Regions from separate parts of the Homo sapiens genome. Here all the other regions are linked to region 2. The links are chromatin loops, found by intact Hi-C in ENCODE. Cell type or tissue: HCT116. All regions are shown on one strand. Region 1 has its middle 1.5 kb from the start of CEACAM5. Region 2 has its middle 23 kb from the start of LYPD4. Region 3 has its middle 2.1 kb from the start of CEACAM6.

Region 1 (2,500 bases), 110 kb before region 2:
CTAAGTGTGAAGACATCTCAGCAGGTGAGGCCAGGTCCCATGAACAGAGAAGCAGCTCCCACCTCCCCTGATGCACGGACACACAGAGTGTGTGGTGCTGTGCCCCCAGAGTCGGGCTCTCCTGTTCTGGTCCCCAGGGAGTGAGAAGTGAGGTTGACTTGTCCCTGCTCCTCTCTGCTACCCCAACATTCACCTTCTCCTCATGCCCCTCTCTCTCAAATATGATTTGGATCTATGTCCCCGCCCAAATCTCATGTCAAATTGTAAACCCCAATGTTGGAGGTGGGGCCTTGTGAGAAGTGATTGGATAATGCGGGTGGATTTTCTGCTTTGATGCTGTTTCTGTGATAGAGATCTCACATGATCTGGTTGTTTAAAAGTGTGTAGCACCTCTCCCCTCTCTCTCTCTCTCTCTTACTCATGCTCTGCCATGTAAGACGTTCCTGTTTCCCCTTCACCGTCCAGAATGATTGTAAGTTTTCTGAGGCCTCCCCAGGAGCAGAAGCCACTATGCTTCCTGTACAACTGCAGAATGATGAGCGAATTAAACCTCTTTTCTTTATAAATTACCCAGTCTCAGGTATTTCTTTATAGCAATGCGAGGACAGACTAATACAATCTTCTACTCCCAGATCCCCGCACACGCTTAGCCCCAGACATCACTGCCCCTGGGAGCATGCACAGCGCAGCCTCCTGCCGACAAAAGCAAAGTCACAAAAGGTGACAAAAATCTGCATTTGGGGACATCTGATTGTGAAAGAGGGAGGACAGTACACTTGTAGCCACAGAGACTGGGGCTCACCGAGCTGAAACCTGGTAGCACTTTGGCATAACATGTGCATGACCCGTGTTCAATGTCTAGAGATCAGTGTTGAGTAAAACAGCCTGGTCTGGGGCCGCTGCTGTCCCCACTTCCCTCCTGTCCACCAGAGGGCGGCAGAGTTCCTCCCACCCTGGAGCCTCCCCAGGGGCTGCTGACCTCCCTCAGCCGGGCCCACAGCCCAGCAGGGTCCACCCTCACCCGGGTCACCTCGGCCCACGTCCTCCTCGCCCTCCGAGCTCCTCACACGGACTCTGTCAGCTCCTCCCTGCAGCCTATCGGCCGCCCACCTGAGGCTTGTCGGCCGCCCACTTGAGGCCTGTCGGCTGCCCTCTGCAGGCAGCTCCTGTCCCCTACACCCCCTCCTTCCCCGGGCTCAGCTGAAAGGGCGTCTCCCAGGGCAGCTCCCTGTGATCTCCAGGACAGCTCAGTCTCTCACAGGCTCCGACGCCCCCTATGCTGTCACCTCACAGCCCTGTCATTACCATTAACTCCTCAGTCCCATGAAGTTCACTGAGCGCCTGTCTCCCGGTTACAGGAAAACTCTGTGACAGGGACCACGTCTGTCCTGCTCTCTGTGGAATCCCAGGGCCCAGCCCAGTGCCTGACACGGAACAGATGCTCCATAAATACTGGTTAAATGTGTGGGAGATCTCTAAAAAGAAGCATATCACCTCCGTGTGGCCCCCAGCAGTCAGAGTCTGTTCCATGTGGACACAGGGGCACTGGCACCAGCATGGGAGGAGGCCAGCAAGTGCCCGCGGCTGCCCCAGGAATGAGGCCTCAACCCCCAGAGCTTCAGAAGGGAGGACAGAGGCCTGCAGGGAATAGATCCTCCGGCCTGACCCTGCAGCCTAATCCAGAGTTCAGGGTCAGCTCACACCACGTCGACCCTGGTCAGCATCCCTAGGGCAGTTCCAGACAAGGCCGGAGGTCTCCTCTTGCCCTCCAGGGGGTGACATTGCACACAGACATCACTCAGGAAACGGATTCCCCTGGACAGGAACCTGGCTTTGCTAAGGAAGTGGAGGTGGAGCCTGGTTTCCATCCCTTGCTCCAACAGACCCTTCTGATCTCTCCCACATACCTGCTCTGTTCCTTTCTGGGTCCTATGAGGACCCTGTTCTGCCAGGGGTCCCTGTGCAACTCCAGACTCCCTCCTGGTACCACCATGGGGAAGGTGGGGTGATCACAGGACAGTCAGCCTCGCAGAGGACAGAGACCACCCAGGACTGTCAGGGAGAACATGGACAGGCCCTGAGCCGCAGCTCAGCCAACAGACACGGAGAGGGAGGGTCCCCCTGGAGCCTTCCCCAAGGACAGCAGAGCCCAGAGTCACCCACCTCCCTCCACCACAGTCCTCTCTTTCCAGGACACACAAGACACCTCCCCCTCCACATGCAGGATCTGGGGACTCCTGAGACCTCTGGGCCTGGGTCTCCATCCCTGGGTCAGTGGCGGGGTTGGTGGTACTGGAGACAGAGGGCTGGTCCCTCCCCAGCCACCACCCAGTGAGCCTTTTTCTAGCCCCCAGAGCCACCTCTGTCACCTTCCTGTTGGGCATCATCCCACCTTCCCAGAGCCCTGGAGAGCATGGGGAGACCCGGGACCCTGCTGGGTTTCTCTGTCACAAAGGAAAATAATCCCCCTGGTGTGACAGACCCAAGGACAGAACACAGC
Region 2 (2,500 bases):
TTGGGCAGATAACTTGAGGTGAGGAGTTCGAGACCAGCCTGGCCAACATGGTGAAACACCATCTCTACCAAAAATACAAAAAAAAAAAAAAAAATAGTCGAGTGTGCTGGCCTGCACCTGTAGTCCCAGCTACTCAGGAGGCTGAGGCAGGAGAATCACCTGAACCTGAAAGGAGGAGGTTGCAGTAAGTGGAGATGGTGCCACTGCATTCCAGCCTGGGTGACAGAGCAACCCCTATCTCAAAAACAAAAAAATTTTTAAGGAATGATGTTAAATGACAGAAGATGAGAAAGACAGCAGAGTAAGTCTCTCCAGCCATTATCTCCCAGCAGAAACATCCATTTGAGCAACTATCCACACACAAAATTACTTTCACAAGAGCCAAAAAAAAAAAAAAAACTCGAACACACGAGTGAAGCTGGGAAGCGCCCTTGGACCACAAAGACAAGCAAAACCACGGTTGGAAGGTAAAGGGATCAGTTCTCTGTGCTTGCAACATGCCTCCCCTCAAGCCATTATGGCACCACACGTGGAAACTCCCCATGGACCCATGATTTTTACACTGGAAAAACTGAGCTAGGGGTGGACATACAGATTCCCCATCATTCCGGGCCCCTCCACAAAAGACTCACTCCTGTATTGGCCCATAGAGAACACTGCAAGTACCTAAGGCCAGTTAAAGACAAAAAGAAGGGGTGGGGTTGGGCAGCCACTGCAAGGAATTTGGCAGTGGCTCTCCATCCCTGCCAGAGGAGATGCTGCACCAAAGACACTGTTTACAGAAACCATGCTGCAGGAAGCATGGTCCACAGATCCTCTGGCCTTGAGGGCCTGGCTGGTTCTCCACAGGGCCCAGGTGCCCTCTGTGGCTCTCCCACCTGCCCCATCCAGGTCCGACATTTCATCAGCAGTGAAGCTAGTGCCAGACTCGCCTCTAACCTGGGCTTAGGGTACCCCCTAGTGTTGAAATGGAAGACAACAGTCAGTCCACTCACAATTTCTAAATAAGCCCACTGAAATAGAATGGTCACAAACAAACTCAGGCTGTAAAGACCGTAATAAACACCTAATTCACCAATGCATAGATAGAGACGCAGATCTAGGAATAAGAATAGCCTAGGAACGTGCCTCGTCAAATAGACAGAACAAAATGCCAATGAATTATCCTAAAAACATGCAAATGAATGGTCTGGCAGGCAAAGAATTCAAAACGGCTGTTTTAAGAAAACTCAGAGAACTTAAAGAAAACATAGAGAAACAATTCAGACGTTTGTCAGAGAAATGTAACAGCGAAAGTAAAATAATAAGAAACAAACAGAAACCTTGAAGCTGAGAAGTACAATATGAAATGAAAAATGTGCCGGGCGCGGTGGCTCATGCCTGTAATCCCAGCACTCTGGGAGGCCGAGGCGGACGGATCACGGGGTCAGGAGATCGAGACCATCCTGGATAACACGGTGAAACCCCGTCTCTACTAAAAATACAAAAAATTAGCCGGGCGTGGTGGCGGGAGCCTGTAGTCCCAGCTACTCGGGAGGCTGAGGCAGGAGAATGGCGTGAACCCGGGAGGCGGAGCTTGCAGTGAGCCGAGATCGGGCCATTGCACTCCAGCCTGGGCGACAAAGCAAGACTCCGTCTCAAAAAAAAAAAAAAAAATGTGTCGGGCATAGTGCTGCATGACTATAGTCTCAGTTATTCAGGAGAATGAAGTGAGAGGATCACTTGAGTCCAGGAGTTTGAGACCAACCTGCTCAATATAGTGAGACCCCCGTCTCTGAAAAAATAAAAAATGTACTGTGTTCATGGACTGGAAGAATTAATATTGTTAAAATGTCCATACTAACCATGATGAACTACAAATTCAACTCAGTCTCTAGCAATATTTCAATGGCATTCTTCACAGAAGTAGAAATATAGGCCATTCGCAGTGGCTCGCGCCTGTAATTTCAGCACTTTGGGAGGCCACAGTGGGTGGATCACTTGAGGCCAGGAGTTAAACTACACTGACCAACCTGGCCAATCCCATCTGTACTAAAATACAAAAATTAGCCAGGCACGGTGGTGCATGCCTGTAACCCCAGCTACTCAAGAGGGTGAGGCAAGAGAATTGCTTGAACATGGGAGGCCGAGTTTGTAGTGAGCCAAGATGGCGCCACTGTACTCCACCCTGGGCAACACAGCAAGACTCTGTCTCAAAAAAAAGAAAAAAGAAAAATGCTCCCAATACTCTGGGAGGCCGAAGCAGGTGGATTACCTGATGTCAGGAGTTCGAGACCAGCCTGGCCAACATGGTGAAACCCCATTTCTACTAAAAACACAAAAATGTGCTGGGTGTGGTGGTGTGCACCTATAATCCCAGCTACCTAGGAGGCTGAGGCTGGAGAAATTTTTTATTTCCTTATTAATTTCTTCATTTACCCATTGGTGGCTCAGTAGTATGTTGTTTAATTTCCATGTGCTGGTGTGTTTTCTGGGATTCCTCTCATTATTAATTTCTAGT
Region 3 (2,500 bases), 68 kb before region 2:
CAACTTGGTCCTAAAATCAGGAGATGTTCAGCCTTCTCCACTCCAATTTCCAATGTTCCTTGCTTTGTAGAGAGAGCGCTCTGGAAGCTGCTGAGCCCCATAGCCCTGGGGCCTAAACCACCATTCAGGAAGGGAAGGTTTTTCCATCACTGTGACAGACACCCAGGCCAGAGTCCTCAGCCTAGACTAAAAGGTCTAGCCCCAACCTCCGTTTCCAGTGCAACCCCCTCCACTCACTAAAAATTACTCTCTCTCCACCCAAACTAGACTGTTTGCCCTTCCCTGAACAGGGCTTGTGTTTTCCCACCAGTTCAACTTTGCAGATACACTCAACTCAAAAACCATCTTCCCACAGGCCAGACAAGTGCTCAGCTCCTCCCACACCCAGACAATCACTCTCCATCCTGAAAGCTGGCTTAGCCCTACTGGACTCTCTCTTCTTGCACTTATCTGCTGCCTTATATTGAAGACCTTCCTGTGTCTCTCCTGCCTCCACCCACTACCCTTAGAGGTTGCAGCCTCCTTGGCAGCACAGACTGGTGCACTGTTTCCATATCCCTCATGCTATCCAGCTCAGCACTCAGCAACCATTAGCTAACCGCACGAATGCGTCCTCAGGTTTCTAAATCAAACCAGGGCTTCAGAGCAGGTCTACTGACAACTGGGCTGACCGATTCCTTGTAGTGAGGGCTGTTCTGTGCATTGTGAGATGTTCAGCAGCATCCACATGCCCTCTCTCCACTACATGCCAATAGCAGCCTTCCCCCTCCCTCAAGCACCCTCTTCCTTCATGAAAGCAAAAAATATTTCTAGATATTGCCAAATGTCTCCTTGAGGGAAACCACCCCTAGTCGACAACCATTGCTTTATACCAATAGTTCTCCACCTGGCCCACACATTTACACTTATCTAGGCATTTACCCTCAGCCTGGAAGTCAGGGGGGCCTAGATCCAAATCCTGGTTCTGTCACTCCCTTTGCAACCCTGGACAAGTCGCTTCATTTTTTTTCTAGCCTTTTTATCGTCTTAAGATGAATAAATACCACTGTTCACACAGGCTTGTTGTGAAGATTAGATGAACCTCAGTGTAACCTGGAAAGGGTTCAATAAATGGACTGAATGGAATTTCTAAAGTCGCTCCTAAAGCACTAGGGTGAGGAACTGGGGAAAGCTCGCTGCGCCGCCAGGGGGCGCCATCACAAACCACCTCGGTGGGTGGCGCCGGGCTCGAGCTTTGTTTCCCAGCCAAGTAGTTTGTAATGCGGGCCTGACTCTGAGCTACTTAGTGGCTGGAAGAAATAATAGCCCCTCCATTCCCAAAATAAATCTCAAAATAAAATCTAATCTTATTTTATATCCCTTTTTTTTTTTTTTTGAGATGGAGTTTTGCTCTGTTGCCCAGGCTAGAGTGCATTGGCGCAATCTCGGCTCGCTGCAACCTCTGCCTCCTGGATTCAAGCTACTCTCCTGCCTCAGCCTCCCTAGTAGATGGAACTATTGGTCCCTGCCACCACACCCAGCTAATTTTCATGTTTTTAATAGAGACGTGGTTTTGCCGTGTTGGCCAGGCTGGTCTCGAACTCCCGACCTCAAGTGATCCGTCCATCTCGGCCTGCCAAAGTGCCAAAGCGTAAACCACCGCCCCGAGTGGCTGGCATTGTTTATTATGTCGCTGATATTGTCCCAAATTTGGCCATTGGGAGTTCCTTCTAGTTGGTTTCTGTGACTTTTGACACAACCCCATCATTTTTCAAGCAGTTCCTTACTTCTGGCCCCACAGAATGTTTACTTCTGGCCCCACAAGGCTCCTCTTGTGCTTTCTTGCCCAGCCCTGGATCAGCTATTTCTCCAGGGACCCCTGGTTCCTTTCATGGGAAAATGATGTTTACAGACCATGGGCACCCATATGCCCATTGCTAGTAGGTGCCGGTGCTTCTATGCCCTCTAGTGGTCGGAGCTGGGAAATAACACACCCACACTAGTGTACTGTTACCCACATTTCACAAATTAGGTAAATGAGGCACAGAAAAGTTAGACAACTTGACCAACATCACAGAGAAAATAGGTAGTAGAACTGGAAAACAAAAATAATGACAGATGCACAAGTCCTAACAAGCAAAAGTAACTTCTTCACACATGCATGTTAGCAGAAAGCCACAAGCCCAATATTCCAGCATAGACACTCTCTTTGGAAAATAACCAGAATTCCACAGCAATAAACACAATGATAACCATCACGTACTCAACACCCGCCTGGACACTGGGCTCCCACATATTCCCAACAACTCTGCAAGGAGGATTTTACCATCCTCCTTTTACAAATCAGGGAATCAAGGATCATAGAAGCCAAGTGACTTGTCCAAGTCAACATAGTTAAGTGACAGAACCATTAGCTGAGCCCAGGTCTATATCTGGATATAAATTCCATGCTTATGCCACTATATAAGCATTTCCCAAAACTGATTTTAGGTGAAACATAAATAAACTTTTAAGTTTAACT

What was found. Hi-C counts contacts between places; a loop is a spot of excess contacts. Peaks named below come from ENCODE experiments on the same cell type or tissue, not always from the same donor. Only the 100,000 strongest peaks of a DNase experiment are listed, where the experiment ranks them.
Region 1: a loop joins it to region 2, with 8 times the contacts of the local background. A loop is called at or near these places in 4 of 110 quality-filtered maps.
Region 3: it touches region 2 in a loop (8-fold over the local background); 14 of 110 quality-filtered maps call a loop at or near these places.

What each region holds. Positions count from the first base shown.
Region 1 is chr19:41,705,903-41,708,402 of GRCh38, forward strand. No RefSeq gene overlaps it. Among named protein-coding and RNA genes, the nearest start is that of CEACAM5, 1.5 kb to the right of the region's middle. RefSeq lists silencers at 845-964, 985-1,034, 1,065-1,114. In HCT116, CTCF peaks have their summits at 1,051 and 1,797 (motif pointing right); a DNase peak (open chromatin) is centred at 1,169; H3K4me3 peaks cover 296 bases; H3K27me3 peaks cover 387 bases.
Region 2 is chr19:41,820,362-41,822,861 of GRCh38, forward strand. No RefSeq gene overlaps it. Among named protein-coding and RNA genes, the nearest start is that of LYPD4, 23 kb to the right of the region's middle. In HCT116, a CTCF peak has its summit at 984 (motif pointing left); a DNase peak (open chromatin) is centred at 940.
Region 3 is chr19:41,752,191-41,754,690 of GRCh38, forward strand. No RefSeq gene overlaps it. Among named protein-coding and RNA genes, the nearest start is that of CEACAM6, 2.1 kb to the right of the region's middle. In HCT116, CTCF peaks have their summits at 1,163 (motif pointing right), 1,948 (motif pointing left) and 2,147; DNase peaks (open chromatin) are centred at 1,176 and 1,931; H3K27me3 peaks cover 707 bases.